Linked DNA regions of Homo sapiens: region 2 is linked to region 1. A link is a loop called in an ENCODE intact Hi-C map of the cell type or tissue named here. Cell type or tissue: CD4-positive, alpha-beta T cell. All regions are shown on one strand. Links, peaks and the distances in the headings refer to the core of each region. The heading gives the core; the rest is flanking DNA. Region 1 overlaps EXOC3L4 (exocyst complex component 3 like 4). Region 2 overlaps LOC124903392 (a long non-coding RNA gene).

Region 1 (8,000 bases), core at 1-8,000:
TGGAGAGGGAGGGAGGAGGGAGACATGGGGGCAGGGTGGAGAGGGAGGGAGGAGGGAGACATGGGGGCAGGGTGGAGAGGGAGGGAGGAGGGAGACATGGGGGCAGGGTGGAGAGGGAGGGAGGAGGGAGACATGGGGGCAGGGTGGAGAGGGAGGGAGGAGGGAGACATGGGGGCAGGGTGGAGAGGGAGGGAGGAGGGAGACATGGGGGCAGGGTGGAGAGGGAGGGAGGGAGGGAGACATGGGGACAGGGTGGAGAGGGAGGGAGGGAGGGAGACACGGGGACAGGGTGGAGAGGGAGGGAGGGAGGGAGACATGGGGACAGGGTGGCGAGGGAGAGAGGGAGACCGGGGGACAGGTGGTGGAGAGGGAGGGAGGGGGTGATGCAGCTGCGGGTGACGGGGCCAACGGGGTTGGGGAGTAGTTGGAGGGGAACTCCCAGGGTGATGTAAGGGCCACTCTCTCTGAGCCACAGCCTGGAAGACAGGCCTGCTGGGGATGGGGAATCCTTCCCCACCCCATGGCAGGGTGGCCTGGGGAAGGGGATGAACCAGGGGCTTTCTGTGAGCTCCACATCCCAGAATCTCCAAAAGAATGGACTTGGAGAGATTCGAGCTGGGATTTCCAAAGGCTTGGATGACTCACCGACCCCCCAGCACAACCCGGGATCAAAACCTCCTTCCTCCTGACCAGGTCTCAGAATCCCCTGGCTTTCAGAGAGGGCTTTCTCCCCAGGGGTGGGGGGTCCGCCTCCCCCTCAGATTCCAGGACTGGAGGCGTGCCCACCCCTGGTGGGGCTGATGGAGGATGGCCAAGAGCAGATTAGGAGAAGGGGCTCTCTCCATTCCCCCTCCAGCCTTGAGGGTCTGAGGGTCCAAGGCCTACCTCCTGCCTCTGGTCTTCAGGCCCCTGGGCAGTCAGGTCTGGGCTGGGGTTGCTCCAATACCAGCCCCCTTGGCCCTGAAGCTCTGGTAGGAAGCTAGTGGAAGCAGGTGGGGTACACACCTGATGTCGGGGTAGCTCCGGATAAGAGTCTCCAGGTGCCGCTGGATGTCATCTTTGTAGGTCTCGCCCAGGATCTCAGCCACGCACTGGATGGCTTGGTCCAACCATGTGGCCTCGGAACCCTGCGAGACAGAGCCACCGCCTGCCCCAACAGCCCTCTCCCCACCGCTGCTCCAACTCCTGCAAGAGCGCGAGGTCAGTGCGAGGTCAGCCCTCCCGCAGCGTCAGCCCTCCTGTAGTCACTCTGGCTCGGTGCCGGGACTGCCTCCCCCAAAACAGAACGGGAGCGTGCCTGGGCACCGAGGGCTCATGGGCTGGCTACACAGCCTTCATCTCCCCTCCGATCCCATCCTGCTTGGACAGGAAAACCGAGGCCAGCCTGAAAGCACTGCTAGGGGGCAGACGAGGGGTGTGCAGGGGCGCTGGTGCCTCCACTCTGAGGGCTCTGGCCTGAGGTGGGGGACACCTCCCAAAGGCCCTGACCGTGAGATGGGGCTGTGACCCTCGCCCCTTCCCCGCACCCCTGCAAACTGTATGCAAATGTATGCAAAGTGCCGCCCTCCCACCTGGTTCCCTCCACCCCCCAGCCCCACAGGCGCCCCAGTCCCTGTTCCACCTGATCCAGAGTGGGGAGAACCACTCCTGCCAAAAGCCCTCCCGGCGCTAAGGCCCTAGTCACTGCCACCACTCCCCACACAGAGGCGAGCACCGAAGGGCAGTCATGCCGCCCCTACCAGGCCCTGGAAGGTGTCGCTGATGGCCTGGGCATCCAGGCTCATCTTCTGGGAGCCATGCATGCGCTCCATGCCCCGGAACCGCTCCCGTGGCCTCAGCGCCCGCGCCAGGTACTCGCGGACCACGAACCGGTGCACCTCCTGCAGAGTCTCCTGGGCGGCCCAGGGTCAGGGTCAGGGTCAGGGTCAACAGCCCCAATCCTGGGCACAGCCCTGCCAGGGCCCTCCCCCTTGTGGTACCTGTGCCCGCGGCCGGGCCACACGCTGGAGATGACCGGCGAAGGTCACCACCTTGTCCATGAGGGGATGCAGCCAGTCCTGCGTCAGCCAGTCCCTGGTGCACACAACCCTGAAGAGCGGCTGGGGACAGAGGGGCTGGGAGTCTGCAAATGTGCACTACGCCCGCAACGTAACCCCTCCCTCGAAGCCCAGTGTGCCACTCCTGACCCCTTCCCTCCTGGGTTTGGGGTGCCATTCCCTCTCCTAGCCACAGGTTATGTCACGAGCCCTTTCCCAGAATGCCTCTCCCAGGCCCCAAGCTCTAGGGGCAGGGTTTGAGTCTGTGCAGTCAGATCTGCTCAGGGCATGCCCTGGAGAAGCCTTGAGGGACTGGGTGAGGACCCTGGGCCTGGATCCGTGGACCCACCATCCCAGGCTTCGGGGGTGACCACTAAGAGCTGGAGACTGAAGTGAGAAGGCAGGCGTCTCCCAGCCGCCCCTGCTCAGCTGGGACCTCACCTGGGTCCCCTGCCCACTACCCTACACACACACCCATGAGCTCACCCTGGAATAAATGAATGCTGTGACCTGGGCCCCCAGGCTCTAGGAAATAGGGGGTGCCTGCTGGGCATGGGAAGTAGGGAGAGAGGGCCTATCACAGTCACCTGCAACTCACGCTGCAAGCCCTGAAGCAAGTGCTTCTGGAAGCTGCAGGTGGCCGTCACCAGGGGCTTCTCCAGCTCCTCTTGGGTTCCTGGGAACCTGGAGAGAAGACTGGTCCTGGGGAGGGGCCAGGACCAGCGATGAGGTGGGCAAGGGAGACCAGGCTGGGGAATAGAGCCGGGCACACAGCTCCACTCACTTAGACTACAATGTGAAGGGCAGCCCGTGGGGCTCCCCATTGTAGCTGTCTGCGAGCAGAGTCAAGTGGGGGACAGCACAGAAGCCCAGGGAGCCAGTCACAAAGGGGTGGGTCAGGGGTGGCTGACCCGTTCCCCTCTGGCAGCTCTGGGACAGACCTTCCATCCCTCTTGGTGATAAACAGTGCGGCATAGCCATGCCTGGAACATACCCTACCCTGAGCCTTATAACTGCCCCCTGAAGGTGACCATGTCCCTATTTCACTGTTGAGGAAACTGAGGGCCAGGCTATACGCAGTCCCCGCAGCCAGGGACACAGTAGAGCAGGCTGGAGTTCCATCAAGGGTTTGGCCAGAGGCTGCCTACCAAGGGGCAGAGAACGCTCCCTGGAGCTGAAACCCCAGGGTCCCAGCACCAAGGACAAGCCTGGCACAGATTAAGGACGAGAGTGTTGGAGAAGCAGTGCCTGATGGTCATGCTTTGGATTTAGGCAGGCCTAGTTCAAGTCCCAGCTCCACCACTTCCTGGCTACGTGGCCACGGGCAAGTGGCACCTCCTTTCCAGGCCTGTGCTCTGCACCTGTGCGTGGGTATACTGCGCTTGGGATGAGACGTGTCAGGCAGGGAAGGCACCCACAAAGTGCCTGGCACTGAGAAGTGCTCACAAAGAGCCAATGGGAACTGAGTCCCCTGAGGCACAGAGGTCCCACACCACCCCAGGGAGCAGGTGCTCTGATCCTATTTGACAGGTGGCAAAAGAGCCACAGAGGGGAGGTGGCTTGTCCCGGAGCACACAGCCAGCAGGTGGCACAGCTGTTCTTTGAAGTCAGACAAATGAGAAGTACTTCGGGACACTAAAATTTACACACTTTTAAAAAAGGATAAACCCAGATGGGGAGGCTCAGTCTGTGCCTCTGGCGCTGCCGCATCTGCTGAGGCCTGGCCTGGAGCTGAGGGCACGGAAGGCCAACAGCTACTGCCAGCCCACAGGGAGGGCGTCTGCCTTCTGGGGACACAGAGACCCAGACCTCACCCCAGCAAAGCCCAGGGTGCAGGCTGAGGGAGGCTTCCCAGAGAAGGAGGTGTCCCAAGATGGAAGAAATGCTGCCTGGGATGAAGGGAGGGAAAAATGGAGCCCAGGGCAGCAGGCAGGGAGCTGGAACCCCTCGGCCTCTGCTCAGCCTTGAAGAGCCATCCACACTCCCCCAGGGCCCCTGCTCGGATGGACACACACACACAAGACACACGCATCTAGGCTCTGACACACACACACCACTCAGCTCCACCCCTACACGCACATGCATAAACACCTCTTAGCTCCAACACACACACACACACACACACACAGCCCTCAGCTCTGCCAAACACGCACACACACAGCCTCAGCTCTCCACGCATGCACACACAGGCACACACCCTCAGCTCCATCACACACGCACACACACCCCCCAACTCTGCTACACACACACGCACACACACCCCTCAGATCCACCAACACACAGACACAAACACACACACACACTCCTCACCTCTGCCCCCTCCACGCGCGCGCACTCCCCTCCATCCAGGTTCCCGGCGCTCGCGCGCCCCCTGCTGGCCACGCTGCGCCCGCACAGGAGCGGGCGAGCCCTACCTGAGCTCCTCGCAGGCGTTGATGTAGGCGCCCAGGTGCGGCTCGCTCACCGCCTCCGACGCCAGAAAAGCCTTTTCAAACCTGGGGCGGGATACACAGAGCCTTTGGGGACCCTCCCTAGCTGCGCGATGACCCTGGGTCCACCCTCCCAATCAGGTCCCTACGCAGACTCCTCCCTCCCACCTGCAGAGCGCACCCGGCCAGGTCGCTCCCCTACTGAGGATGCGTCCGCACCTGGGCACGAAGAGGCCGAGCGCCCGCGTGCAGATTCGCAGGGTGGTGGCCTCCAGCTCCGCGGAGATGGCGCCGGCCGCCTTCACGTGCTCGGCCACGAGCTGCGAGCGAAGCCCCGCACTGAGCGTGCCTCCCAGCCCCCGACCTGAGGCCGCGGGTCCCCTGGTAGCCCCCGCTGCGCCTCCAGCCCGCCCCGCTGTGCCTGTCAGTCTTGGCCCCTCCAGCTTTCAGCCGCCCAACTGGAGAGTCAACTCCCGCAAACTCCCATCCAGCAGCCTCCCTGCCCGTCGGCGCGCCGGGGGTCCCCGATTTCCCCCCGCGTGGGGCCTCAGGCTCCCATCTAACGGAAGGGTTGGTTGGGACTGGATAGGAATTCGTTCTGGAAATCGCCACCGTGTGCGTGAGGCTTGAACAGACGCCCCTTCTCAGCCCCTGCTCCCGGGCCGCACCATATGGACGTCCATGGACAGCGGCGCCTGGTAGAGGCCCTGCAGCACCTCGGGGACCTCGGCGGCCGCCCAGTGACTCTGCTCCAGCTGCAAGATGCTGTCGAAGCAGCTTGCGATCTTGGCCTGGGGGGAGAAGGGATGGGCCGTGGTGAGACCCTCCCAGACCCCGTCCCGCGCCGTCCGGGATGAGGGCCGCCCTGTCGGGTCACAAGCCCGCGCCGGGGGCCACAGGGTGAACCAGAGCCAGCTCTGGCCGCCGATAGCCTGGGCGCCGCACATCCCCCCAGGGCCCGCCCCCTCCAGCCTGGCCCGCCCAGCCTGACCCGCCCGGCCTGACCTCCAGGAAGCTGGTGTAGTCGCTCTCCAGTCGGGCCCACACGTCCGGCGCCAGGAGCGGAGGCAGCGGCTCGGCGGGCAGCGCCAGCCCCGGGGCGCCCAGGAAGTCAGGACTGGAAGACAGGGCAGGGGGCTGGGGGCGGGAGCGGCTCTGATGCGGCAGCCGCTGCCCCTCTTCTGGCCAGGCTCAAAGTCTAACGCCAATCCCGAACCTGGGCATCTGTACACACACACACACACACACACACACACACACGCGCGCGCGCCTCTAGGCTGCCATGCCACACCCCCTCCCGGGAAGCCTCTGACAGCTGGGTTCCTGCCTTCCTGCAGAACGCTGAAGGACGGCTACCCAGATGGCACTCCGCCCTCTCCTCAAACACAGCTCAGGAATCGGCCACCCTCCAACCCGCAGCACGGAGGCCCACAGCAGGGCGGACACGGGTCTGACCCCACACAATTTAAGGAGCAATTTAAGGAGTGCGGGACTTCAGGCAACCTCCCCCACCTCCGTGGGCGCTCCTGCCGGTGGGGCTGGGAACCGCTCCGCGGGGAAGGCAATCCATCCTCATCCCAGGCAGAGAGCGGGAGGTGGCCGCTCCCCGCAGGCTGTACCCTGAACCCAGATGCCCGTCTGGCCTAACGGGGTGCCCTTTTCTTTTTTCTTTTCTTTCTTTCTTTCTTTTTTTTTTTTTTTTTGAGACAGAGTCTTGCTCTGTCGCCCATGCTGGAGTGCAATAGCGCGACCTCGGCTCACTGCAACCTCCGCCTCCCGGGTTCAAGCGATTCTCCTACCTCAGCCTCCGGAATAGCTGAGATTACAGGTGCGTGCCACCATGCCCGGCTAATTTTTGTAGAGACGGGGTTTCACCGTGTTGGCCAGGCTGATTTCGAACTCCTGACCTCAGGTGATCGGCCGCCTCAGCCTCCCAAAATGCTGGGATTACAGGCGTGAGCCATGGCGCCTGGCCAAGATGTGCCCTTTTCTGATGCGCCCAAAGGCACCTGGTGGAACCAGCACAGGCCCTGCTCCCATGGGAACCTCCCCGCGGAAACTTTTCAAATTCTGGAACTGTGTATGGGTGACCCCTAGAAAACCTGGGGCGGGAGCGCCCCACGGCCTAACCCGCCGAGGAAAGCATGTCGAAGCCCTCGGCTCTCAGCCCTCTCCCAGGGAGGGAACAGAGAAGAAAGGTCCGGTGCTCCTCAAAGCCGGCTCCCCAAGGCCTGCGGAGGAAGCGGCAGCTGTCCTCGCCACTGGGCGCCCTGGCCGAGACTCACCTGCCGTAGACGTTGGCGGCCCAGTCCAGCAGGATATAGAGCTGCTCGCAGCCGCGGGCGTCGCGCGCGAGCTCCTGGAGGCGCTGGGCCACGGCGCTGTGGAAGGCACGCAGATAGACCTCCCACGCTGGGAAGCCGGCCGCCGCATACGCGGGCTGCACCTCCTGCCGCACCTTCTGCAGGTCGCGGCGAACCAAGCCACCCAGCTCGGCCAGAAGCTGGGCCAAACCCGACGCGCCCTCCGCCTCCCCGAAGGCCCACCCCGCGCCCGGCCGCCGCACGCGCTCCTGAGCGCTTCGCCGCACCGCCTCCTCCCAGTGCTGGCGCCAGCGGCGCGGCGTGCGCAGGAAGTCGCCGTCGTCGGGGGGAGAAGGGTGGGCTTCCTCCTCCGCGCTCACCACGCGGGCCAGCTCGGCCAGCGCGGCCGCGTCCACACCGTCGCTGTCCAGCGTCTCGCGCACGATGGCGCCGATCTCGGCTGCCAGCCCGTCGTAAAGCAGGCACACGTCCATAGCGCGCCGCGCGAAGGCCGTAGGGTCCTGCTCAAAGGTGCGCGAGGCCTTCTCGGCCACCAGCAGCGTCTCCAGGCGCAGAAGCTGTTCGAAGGCCGCCAGCAGTTGCCGTTCAGTAATGAGGTCGGCCACGGATTTGCCTTCTGCACAGGCGGGCGAGAAGGGCGGTGAGAGGGACCGCCCCAAGACCCGAACCTGGACGAAGACCTGCAGGCCACGGCTCAATCCATCGGGGCTGGATTGTCTGTCCTCTGCCAGATGCCCCAGCACAGCTGAAGGCCTGCTCCAGGAACAACAGGCCCCAGCTGCCAGGAGCCCTCCCTTAGAGTCACCTTTGAAGAGGCAGAACCTGGGGCCCCAAGCCTGGCTGAACAGAGCAATTTGGGTCAACCCCTACCTTCCGCCTGGATCCCACACCCACCTTCCACTCCCGGCTGAGCCGGACCTGATAGCCTCATGCTCAGCCCTGATTGCAGGTCTAATAGGGTCGGAGCTCAGGCAGGGCGTGTCCTGCCCGTGTCCAGCTTTACATTCCTGCTGCTCCCCACTCTCCGCCAGCCTCCACCCGACAAGAGCTCTCCACCTCCATGTCCCCCTCTTCCCACCCCAGTGTATCCTCCTCTGGGCAATCCCCCTGACCTCCCCTCCTGGTACCTCTGCGAGCCTTGCACCCTCTGCAACCCTGTGATCAGCTGTGTGCATGGCCCTAGTTTGACCAGGAGCCAGGCTGTGAAAGGC
Region 2 (9,875 bases), core at 1,118-9,117, 440 kb before region 1:
TGAGGAGGACTGAGGGAGGGTAGCTGAGCCTTGGGGTGGAGTCTCCATTTAACTAGCATCTGCCGAGTACCTGTGAGGTGCTGGGGGCAAAGGCGTGGACCTGGGGCAAGGGCCCCTGCAGAGGTCACGTGGCTTTCTGAGGGATCCATCGCAAGAAGCATTGGCCGGATGTGATGGGGTGGTTGAGAAGCCCAGGGAGGCTTCCTGGCGGAGGTGGGAGGTTAGCTGGTCACGGACAAGAAGTGGAACGTGACAGGAAGTGCAGGAGTTCGTCTCTTCCCAGGCAAGACCGTAGTGGTGAACACACTGTTCCAGTCGGCGGGCTGGGAGCTTCATCAGAGTGAGAGTGCTGGCAGCCACCACTGCTGCTGGAGCCGGGAGGGCCAGGCAGGGCCAGCCAAGCTGGACCACGAGCTGCTGCGGCAGGGCTGGGGCCTGAGAGTCCTCCGAGGGACAGGAGGCAGGTCCGCTCTCCACAGGGTGAGGGAGAGAAGGGGACCTGAGAGCGTCGGGGTAGGGCCTAGGAGCTGCACTTCAGCCATGAGGAGGGGCAGCCGTGGATGGTTTTTAGCCTGGGGAGTGACGGGCCATGCTTCCCTTTGGGACGGCCCCAGCAGGACAGTGCCTCGCCAGTCCACATGAGCCAGCGGCCGCTGTGCCATGCCTGCTCTTCCAGGCCGCCTCCACCCCCACAGCCGCGCCCCTGACTCTCGTCCCTTGTGGACATCGGCCCTTCCGACAGCTTGTGTGTGCCCCGTGATGCCCCCCCCCCATCCCCACCTAGCACTGTTCCAGGTGGGCGGGCATCCACTCAGCCTCTCCCTGGTGCTCACCCAACTCCCTCCCAGACAGAAATGAGACCAGCCGAGACACTCTGTGGGAGGCTGTCCATGAGCCCCAGAGCCCCAGGAGGGCCCTCCAGGCTGGTCCCACCAGCCCAGGGTGCAGCACCGCCTGGGGTGAGGTGGCGGCTGCAGGTGGCTGGCAGTTCAGATACTGGAGCTCCCAGTGGGAGGGATGGCTAGCCACTCACCCAGAACCTTCCCGGAATGGGGGAGGAGAGAGCCCACTTGTGGCAGCATCAACAGGATTTTGAGAACACAGTTCTGGAGCTGAAGGCCTGCAGCGAGCCTGGTGCAGGATGAGGCGTCAGACCTGGGCCCCTCCCAGGCCGCTGGGTTCCAGTGCTCCCGACAGGCCCTCTGTGCCCAACAAGCCTCACCCTGGTCATGAGGGGCCCAGGGCAGGTTTTCTTTTCAGGCTGAGAACTGGGCCTCTGGGCCTGGTGAGGGGCAGTGGCCCAGTGGTGGCCACCTCCCAAGGCTCCTCTGTGGAGTAGGACACCCCTGCCAGGAAGGGCCGGTGTCCCAGCCCAGCCCTGGGGTGGGGAGCAGAGCCTCTCCCTAGGAGCCTGGGCTTCAAGCCTTCTCTCCCCACCCAGCCAGCCTGGTGGGGGAAGGAACCACCTCGGATTTGATTGAGGAAGACGTTTTTTTTTCTTTTTCTTTCTTTATTTAAAGGGCTTTCCAGTAAAAATCGGAAAACCTGCTAGTCAAATTCTAGAAGAGCTGTGACACTGGAAAAGACATTTTTGTAGCTAAGTTCATGAACAAATTCACACGCTCCACACTGCCGCCTTCTCGGCCTCCCTTTCCCCAGCCGATCTCCATCACCTGCCCCTGCCCTCAAAGCACCGAGTCCCCCAGGGCCTGTGCCTCAGGGCAGCTGCCAGGACTGCCAGTCCCCACCAGGGGCTGTCTCCCTCCCTGGGGGACACGCTCAGAGCTGCACTGGCTGGGGAGGCTCTGGGCGGAAGGGTGGAGAGACAAAGAGGTCTTTGTGTCCCTCTGGCTGGATGGGAGGACAGACAGGTCAGCCAAGGCTGTGTGACTGGTGAGGCCCACCCAAGGTCCCAGACTCCTGCCACCACCTACCTGGGGCCCTGACATGTGCAAGACATCTCTGTGTGCCTCAGTTTCCCGGCTGCGAGGTGGGGTCAGGCCACGCACCAGCCTGCCTCCCCACCTGGCTTCCCGCCCGGCGTCACCAGCCCTCACAGCTTCATGTTCCTGCGGTTTACCACTTTGGTGTCTTTCCTGGCCCCTTCCCCACGGGCACGTGAACTCGCCGCATCCCCAGTGCTTTCACAGACTGGTGAGGGCTGGGAAGGGCAGACCCACAGAGGGCCATAGCCGTGTGGGGTGGGGCACCCAGGACTGCTGCGTGGACCAGGAGGGAGGAAGAAGACCAGAAGCCGTGTCCTGGCAGCTCGGAGGCCCTGCGCCTGCAGAGGCCGCTGCGGGGCAAGGTCAGGCGGGGCCGGGATCTGGCTCTGGCCTAGGTGAGGGGTGGCCAGGTGAGCAGAAGGAGCTCCCCAGGGCCGCCTCTGTCACCTCATTTTCCTGCCAGGCCTGGGGCAGGGAGGGTGCCCAGCAAGCATCTGCAGGCTGACAGAAGGGCATGGTGCCCGAGGCTCAGTGTGGCTGGGAGCCAGGACAGAGCCATCTTCCCGCCTCTGGGTCCCAGGCCAGCCCTTCCCAGGTTGGGCAGGCTGGGCCTAGAGAGGCACCAGGGCTCTGCTCACAGGGACAGAAATGGATGCGGAGGGCCAGCCGGGTTCCTTGAGGTCCCTCTCCCTTCTGCTGTCTCTGGGTGTACCAGTCACCCAGAGAGGGTGAGAGTGGAACGGCCGCTGTCTGGTGCTGGGTCACGGGCAGAAACAGCCTCATGGCCAGGCCACCTGATGGCCATTCCCACAGGAAGGACTGGCTTCTGTGCTGTGTCCCAGCTCTGGCATGACCAAGCCATCCTCTGACCACCAGCAGCCACGCCTGGCTTCAGAGAAGCCAGAGAGCCCAGTGGGCCACGTGGACCCCAGCGGGCACCACGTGCCAGATGTCAGCTGCAGTCAGTCTCCAACCACAGTGCCTGCGCTCTGCCCCACCCTGCCTCATCGTCCTCAGAGGGCTTAGCACGATGCCAGGGGCCCCGCCACCTGAGACCCTGAAGACGCCAAACTTGTTCCGTTCCTGCTTGTATCCCCAGTACCTAGAGCAGCACCTGGCTCAACACGCTGACACCTGTGGGTGCACTCTGCAGGTGGCGTGGGCCCCGGGGGCAGCAGGAGCAGAGCCCAGGGGGACGGTTTTGCCTCCTGAGTCGGGGAACATGCTGCAAAGCTCTGTGGGCACCTGTCTTGTGGGGCACGGGGGGTCAGCAGGAACCGGCACCCTCAGGCGTGGCTGGGTGTACATGAGCTCTGTGCGTGTGCCACCAGGATCACCCATGTTGGGGGAGTCAGGGCCCCGCTGGGTGTACCCTTTACCTGGAGCCTGGCACAGAGGCAGGGCCTTCGGGTGGAGGGGCATGCCCTTGCTGATGGCCAGAGATGAAAGTGAGACCCAGAAAGAGATCAGGAAACTGGGATGTTCAGATTCTCCCGGGGGCCCCTCCAACTCTGCTCCTCGGGCGCAGCCGGCATTTCTCTGCACGTGGGGATGTAAAGGAAAATGAAGACTTTTCAAAAGCAGAGCCCAGAGCCAGGGCCGGGCACACTGGAGGCCCTGGAAGAACTTCAGGCAGCGGGTAGGGGACAGCGCCAGGACTGCCAGGGCTTCCTGGGCCCCACAAGCCAAGGGAGGTTTGGAGGCTTTGCTGAGTGCCCCTGGGGGCAGCAGTGGGGTTGGGGGAGGGGGGTGGGAAAGGATTTGGGGGCAGTGAGGACGGCACCAGGGGATGCGGGCACCCAGGGTTCTGGCCTGGCTGGCAGGAGGAGGGGTGAGCCATGGGGGCGGGGTCACAGAAGCATGGGCAGCAGAACCCACTGGGCCTCGCCGATAGCTGCTTATTAAAGGTGCTGGGGTACAAAAATTAGCTGGGCGTGGTGGCGGGCGCCTGTAGTCCCAGCTGCTCGGGAGGCTGAAGCATGAGAATTGCTTGAACTCAGGAGGCAGAGGTTGCAGTGAGCCGAGATCGTGCCACTGCACTCCAGCCCGGGCGACAGAGCAAGACTATCACACGCAAAAAATAAAAAATGGAAAAAAAAAATTAAAAAACGTGCTGGGGATGTCAGGGTGCAGGCGTGGGGCAGCGAGGCGCCCAGCTGCCTTCTTGAGCTGTGGTCTGGTCTGGGCATTGCCTGCAGATGGCCACAGCAGGCCCAGGGTGCTCTTGGCAGCCTGGGGCTCCTGGGCGTGTGTGCCCCTTCCTCTTGCATCCTGGTTTCATCTCCCCGGAAAGGGCATCTTCCAGCCCTTAATCCTGACCCAGCCCCTGAAAGGAAAAGCAGGCATCCCAGCACCAATGTGGCTATGCAGGTGGTCCTGTGGAGCAGGCCATGGGGGCCTGGGGAAGAGTGTGCAGGCTGGACGGCTGGAGCAAGGACCCCCAGGTTGGAGCCTGGCAGGCAGGTGAGAGTCTGCAGGGCCAGATCCCACAGAGCCTTGGGGCAGCGGGCCCCTACAGGGGCAGGACTGCATCCTGGAGATCAGTGGCTCCCACAGAGAGCACAGCACCAGTCCCAGGCTTCCCCTGGGTTGGGTTCTCTTTGGGGAGCCCCCCAAGGCCTGCCCCACAGCAGCCCACCAAGTCTGGCCCAGTGACTGCCATGGACCCCACACCGGCAGTAGGTCTGTGCCAGGGCAGACCCGATAGCCCGCCCCAGGGGGTGCCTCTAGCTGAACGTGCGAGGCCTGTCCCTGCTGCAGTGGGGACCATGGCTGGCCTGTTCCCTCAACCAGTCCCAGTGCACATGGGCCCCACACAGCTCAGCATCCGCACTGGCCAGGCTGGGTGGAGGGAGGACTCCAGACAGACCCTGCTACCTGCCGCCCTCCACACAGCCCCTGGCCTGCAGGGTGGCTCACCTGCACAGCACGTGGCTCCCTGACCTTGGAGGTCCCCCAAACGCCACGCACCTGCCCCTCCAGGCCCCCACTTGCCTGCTTGGTTCTCCCATGTCTGGTCACCAGGTGGCGCCCAAGGCCAGGTTTTGCCGAGCCCAGAACACCAGAAGTGGTCCTGCCTGGGCCACGCCAGGTGCACCTGCCCTGGCCAATGGTGGACAGGTGGCCATGGCATCGCCTGAGCTGCGCTTCTGTTCTGGGGGTGGATGGCGCTTGCGCGGGGCATCCAGTGACCACCTGCTACCATCATGGGTTGGTACGGATCCCCAGCAGATCTGGCAGTCTCTAACCTACGCCCCCCAACCCCCCTAACTCTGCCACAGGCAGCCTGCCCTGCCTGCCGGTGTGGGTCTGTCATCAGGATGGTGGTGGCTCACAGCCGGCTGGCAGGGGCTTGTCCTTCCCCGTGGCAGGGCCTGTGGGCAAGGCCTGTGCCATCAGCCCTGCGTCTCTGCACAGGTGGCCCTTCCTTGGACCCTGGCCCGGCCCTCCTGGGTAATTTGTGCTCCTCTTCCACACCCCAAGCCAAATGCCACTTCCGGCAAGAAGGCTTTGGTGACCTCCCCGACCACGTCCGTGGGTGCTGACCCCATCCCTGGCCAATGGGGTCACCATACTTCACAGTGGCGTTGGCAGCAGCCAGGACAGCTCAAGTGGCCGTGCAGCAGGCGGGGGTCACTGCTGTGAACAGCCGCCCCCGGAGCCGCCTCCACACCACACAGGGCAGCTGGCGGGCGGGGTGTGGGGCTGTGGCACTGGCTGCCTTGTGCTTCGCTGGTCCCAGTGGGGGCTCTGGGTGTGGTGATGGAGAATCAGTGCCTGCCCTCCAGCCTCGCTTCTTGGTGGCGGAGACCTCTGCCCACAGCGAGCCTTGGCGCATGTCGCTGCAGCTGCAGGAACAAGCCAGGCCCCCGCGCCCTGGCCTTTATGCCCCCGAGTTCTCCCTGTCTTGCCCTTTCTCCTTCATTGCCCTAAAAGACCTCGGTGCCAGCAGACACACCTGCCACAGGGTCACTGAGGCAGCTGCCTCTGTGAAGCCCCCTCTCCCTCAGGAAGCTGTTTGGGGCCTCTCGGTACCCACTCCTGCCCTGCCCCAAACCCAGCCCTGCCTTCTGAGAGCACCTCTGGGTACCTCTCATACAGCGCCGCGCTCAGGAGGGCTTCGGGGGGACTCAGCGGCTTTGTGACGAGGGCCCTGCCTGTCAGCCTCAGCTCCAGCCTGTCCCAGGGGCCTCAGATTCTAAGAGGCAGCAGCGTTTACCCCAAAGGACAGATGTGCTCCTGAGGAAGCCACAGCCTCTGCGGCAGTGCCAAGAGCCATGGGCCTCCTGTTGGTAAAGGGACCGCCGGGTCCCTGTCCACCGGCCCCTCAGGAGCCGGTGGCGGCACGCGTGGGGCAAGGACCTCGGCCAGCTCTGTGCCATTGGGCTGGAGGCTGAGGCATGGGTCAGAGGGCCCAGCTGTGGTCTTCAGAGAGGGCCTGGGTGTTCCCTGCATTCCCACCCTGCAGCCTATAGCCCGTCACCTCTCCAGGACGCCAAGTGCAAGGAAGCCGTCCCGCCCCTTGGTGGGGTCGTCATCAGCAGGTTTCAGGGCAGCCAGGGAACCCGGGGCCATCTGTCTCCCCGGACACCCAGGTTCTCCACCCTGTGACATCAGCTGACAACAGGAGCCAGGCTGGGCCACCCAAGGCCTCTTGTGCCTCAAGAGACAGATACCCTCCTGCCACACCCCGGCAAAGCGTCGCTGCCCGGCCCCCTCCGTGCCATCTCTAGGCCACTTTGTCCTGCGTGTAGGGCTGGTGGTGCTCACCCCACTGTGGGGCTGTGAGCATCCAATGGGGCGCTTGGTATCCAGTGGCCGGCGAGGCGCTGGCCCAGCAGGAAGGGCCCAGCCTCAGCTCGCCGGCATCAGAAGTCCCAGTCCTCCCAGCACAGGGCCTTGAGTCTGTCCCACAGGCCCAGCGGTGGGGAGTAGGGTTCAGGTTGGCTTGTCCTCTGAATTCTAGGCCCCCAGCCTCCTCCTCAAGGTCAGCAATGACCTCTCAGTCTCAGCAGGTGGCTGAGATGGGGCAGCCCCTGGCCTTGCACGTTCATGCCCACCACCACGTGTGCTCTGCTCGGAGGCCGCGCACTGGCCTGGGGCCCCTGGGGCCTGGGTGTGAACCTGGAGGCTGCAGCCCCAGGGCACGCTAAGGACTGAGCGCCTGCCTGTGGCTGTGGGGTGTATGCATGTGTGTGGCATGTGTACATGTATGTGTGAGCATGTGCACATTCCTGTGTGTGTGTGTGTGCTGCGTGGCTGTGAGCACGTGTGTGCTGCGTGGCTGTGAGCACATGTGTGCTGCGGGTTTGAGGGTGTAACGAAGTGGGACAATTAGTCTGCCCCCCAGCAGCCTGTGGGTGGAGAAAGCTCTGAGGCCCCCCGACTGGGATGGGGCCCTGCCAGGGGCTGGGAGGGCCAACTGGCAGGCTCTGCGTCCTGGGAACGCGCCCAGAGGAAGCCTGCACGGGCGGCGGCGGCGCCATAGCAACGCGCACAAAGCGCTGTCCTACTTACACCCGCCCCCGCCCATCTCGCTTCGCTGCAGGGGAGGGGGCATAGGGCCTCTGGGGCTCCTGGGGGAGGGGGCATAGGGCCTCTGGAGCTCCTGGGGGAGCCACGCACCCCGGCCTGTGGTCGCTCGGTGCCCCAGAAGCCTCAGGCCTCCTCCTGGCCTGGGCCAGGCCTGCAGACACTCCTGCCCATCCACACACGGAGGTAAAGACGGGGTGCAGGGAGGTCCAGCACCCAGCAGGTGCCCCCCGCCCTGGGCAGCTGTGGACCTAGTGGCTCTGTAAGGCATTGACGGTTTCCCAGCCCCGGAAATCTGGGAGTCTTGGCTCTGCTGATGACTGCAAGGCAAGCTCAGGCCTCAGGTGTCGGGGCTGGAGGTCAGGCCAGGAGCTGCTCGCATGCCCTGCTCACAGGACGAGGCCCTTCACACCCTCTGCCCTACGCACTTGGCCTTCTGTCATCCGCATGGCCAGGACACCTCTGGGCCTGGCAGTGAGCCCTGCTGACCAGCACACCCCGTGCCTGCCTCCCGGACCCAGCCTGACCTGGGCCTGCTGCCTCCTCCTGCAGGAAGCCCACGTGGTCTGGCCTGATGTGCTCAGCGCCTTGGGGATGGAGCACGTGCCCAGTGCCTGGGAGGCAGAGGAACAGGCCTTGGGAGCTGGGCCTGAGTAGCAGTGGACATCTGTGGGACTCTCAGGCCACCTGTCTCTCTGTGCTGGCCACACTGCTCTCTGCATTGGCCACCCTGGGCCACTAGGCCCTAGGCCTCAAGACAGGGTACAGGGAGGTGGTGGGGGGGGAACAGTGTCCTGCGGGGGGCCAGGAAGCCAGGCCGAGGGCCAACAAGGCTGTGAGGACGCTTTGTGGGTCACCTGGACCCTGGGGACGGGAAGCCCTTGGCCACACATGGGGGGTGGGTGTCACTCAACACCACGCATTGAAAATCAGATATTTTCCTGAGCTCTCCTGGAGGCCTGGGGTGGCCTGCTGCGTGCACTTGGGCTTGGCGGCTGTGGCCGCTGCCCTGCTGGGTGACCTGCTAGGTGACCATGCTCAGCAGGGATCTTCCCGCCTGCCCCAACCCAGGCCCTGGGGCTTCTGGGCAGCTCTGACTCGTCTGTCCTAGTTCCCCCTCCAGACTGGGCACCCCCGCCCCTCACCCACTGCTCCCTCACCCATCAGATGCATCCCCTCTGTGTCCCCAGGGCCCTCACAGGGCCTGCCTGGGCCAGCGCCCAGCAGCCATCTGCAGAATGAAGGAATGGGCTGAATGAACGAATGAAGCTTGAAGGGGCGGCCCCATGCACCCCATGTGTAAGTTGGGGGCTTGGTTATCTGTTTGCACCAAGTGACCCTCTCCCAGGGTCAGAGTAGTTGCCGTCCCCTCCCCCACCTCGGCCCCCCCTAATTTATGCTACGAGGGGAGCCAGCCACTCGCTGGTCCCCTGCCTGGCAGCGGCTTTGTCCCCAGGCGGATTCCCAACGGCTGCCTTTGGGAAGAAAGGGCCCTTCTCCGGCCGGTGGTGAGGTCACCAGGAGGGGCCTGGCGCACACAAAGGCCGCCCTCCCTGCCCCGCCCTGCTGGCAGCTGCCTCTTTGTCCCCAGGAGAGACGCTGAGGGGCCCCAGCTCAGCCTTGGAGGAGCCTGGGCTTCCATCCCAGGCGGGGCACAGAGCGGGGGAGCAGCAGGAGCAACCCCAACCCTGACTTTGCTCCTGATCAAGTGGCAACACCTGTTGAGGGGCAGCCCCTCCAGAGGGGGAGGGGCTGTGTCCAGCTGTCCGCCCGGGTCCCCAGGAGAGGCAGGCAGGCTTCTGGGGGTGGGGACGGCAGCTGCAGGAAGGGGTGAGGAACCTGAGGTGTTAGGAGCTGCCTGGGCAGTGTGACCCTGGTGATGGGGGCTCTGGGGCAACCATCCAGACGTGTGGACCAGCTGCTAAAACCATGCCTCCCTGCCGTGCACGCGGTGGAATGAGGGGCTGGCAGGCCTGGGGCACTCCTGGGCACTTCCAATGCCAGCCTCAAGGAGACTCCCACGAGCCCAGTTCGGGAGCTCCTGAGGGTACCCCTGGGACGGGCAGGGGACTGAGGCTCAGAGAGGGCAAGGCCTTTGGCCAAAGCCCCGCCCAGGGTGGTAGGGCTGGGACCCGCCCCTGCCCCAGCCTCCCTGCCTTCCCCAGGCAGAGCACAAAGGAGGCGTCCCTCCCCATGGAGGGCACTGGATACCTCCTGGTGTGGGGCAAAGGGCCCAGTGAGGCCAGCGAGGAACGGGTGGCAGAGACCAGAGTGGCAAAAGCCATGCAAACAGAGCAGCGGGGGCTGAGACCACCGGAGGGTGGCGGCACTGCCCGGCGGGTTCCACTGTGTGTTCACGGAGCGCCTACTGTACGCCTGGCTCACCCAGGACGGAAA

The links. Peaks named below come from ENCODE experiments on the same cell type or tissue, not always from the same donor. Only the 100,000 strongest peaks of a DNase experiment are listed, where the experiment ranks them.
Region 2: it touches region 1 in a loop (27-fold over the local background); 3 of 110 quality-filtered maps call a loop at or near these places.

What each region holds. Positions count from the first base shown.
Region 1 is chr14:103,101,523-103,109,522 of GRCh38, reverse strand. It overlaps EXOC3L4 (exocyst complex component 3 like 4), which reads right to left. Exons shown (of 12, transcript NM_001077594.2): 3 at 6,751-7,405; 4 at 5,471-5,582; 5 at 5,134-5,256; 6 at 4,685-4,785; 7 at 4,451-4,531; 8 at 2,624-2,738; 9 at 1,980-2,099; 10 at 1,740-1,892; 11 at 1,006-1,127. Among named protein-coding and RNA genes, the nearest start is that of EXOC3L4, 11 kb to the right of the region's middle. RefSeq lists silencers at 386-445, 4,181-4,340 and enhancers at 616-695, 4,215-4,965. In CD4-positive, alpha-beta T cell, for the core only: a CTCF peak has its summit at 4,393 (motif pointing left); DNase peaks (open chromatin) are centred at 452, 3,612, 4,402 and 5,749; H3K27me3 peaks cover 2,491 bases.
Region 2 is chr14:103,542,049-103,551,923 of GRCh38, reverse strand. It overlaps LOC124903392 (a long non-coding RNA gene), which reads left to right. Exons shown (of 2, transcript XR_007064357.1): 2 at 284-9,875. It also overlaps the pseudogene RNU7-160P. Among named protein-coding and RNA genes, the nearest start is that of BAG5, 16 kb to the left of the region's middle. RefSeq lists enhancers at 4,660-4,709, 7,655-8,376, 9,099-9,818 and a silencer at 4,950-4,999. In CD4-positive, alpha-beta T cell, for the core only: CTCF peaks have their summits at 4,764 and 4,974 (motif pointing right); a DNase peak (open chromatin) is centred at 4,973.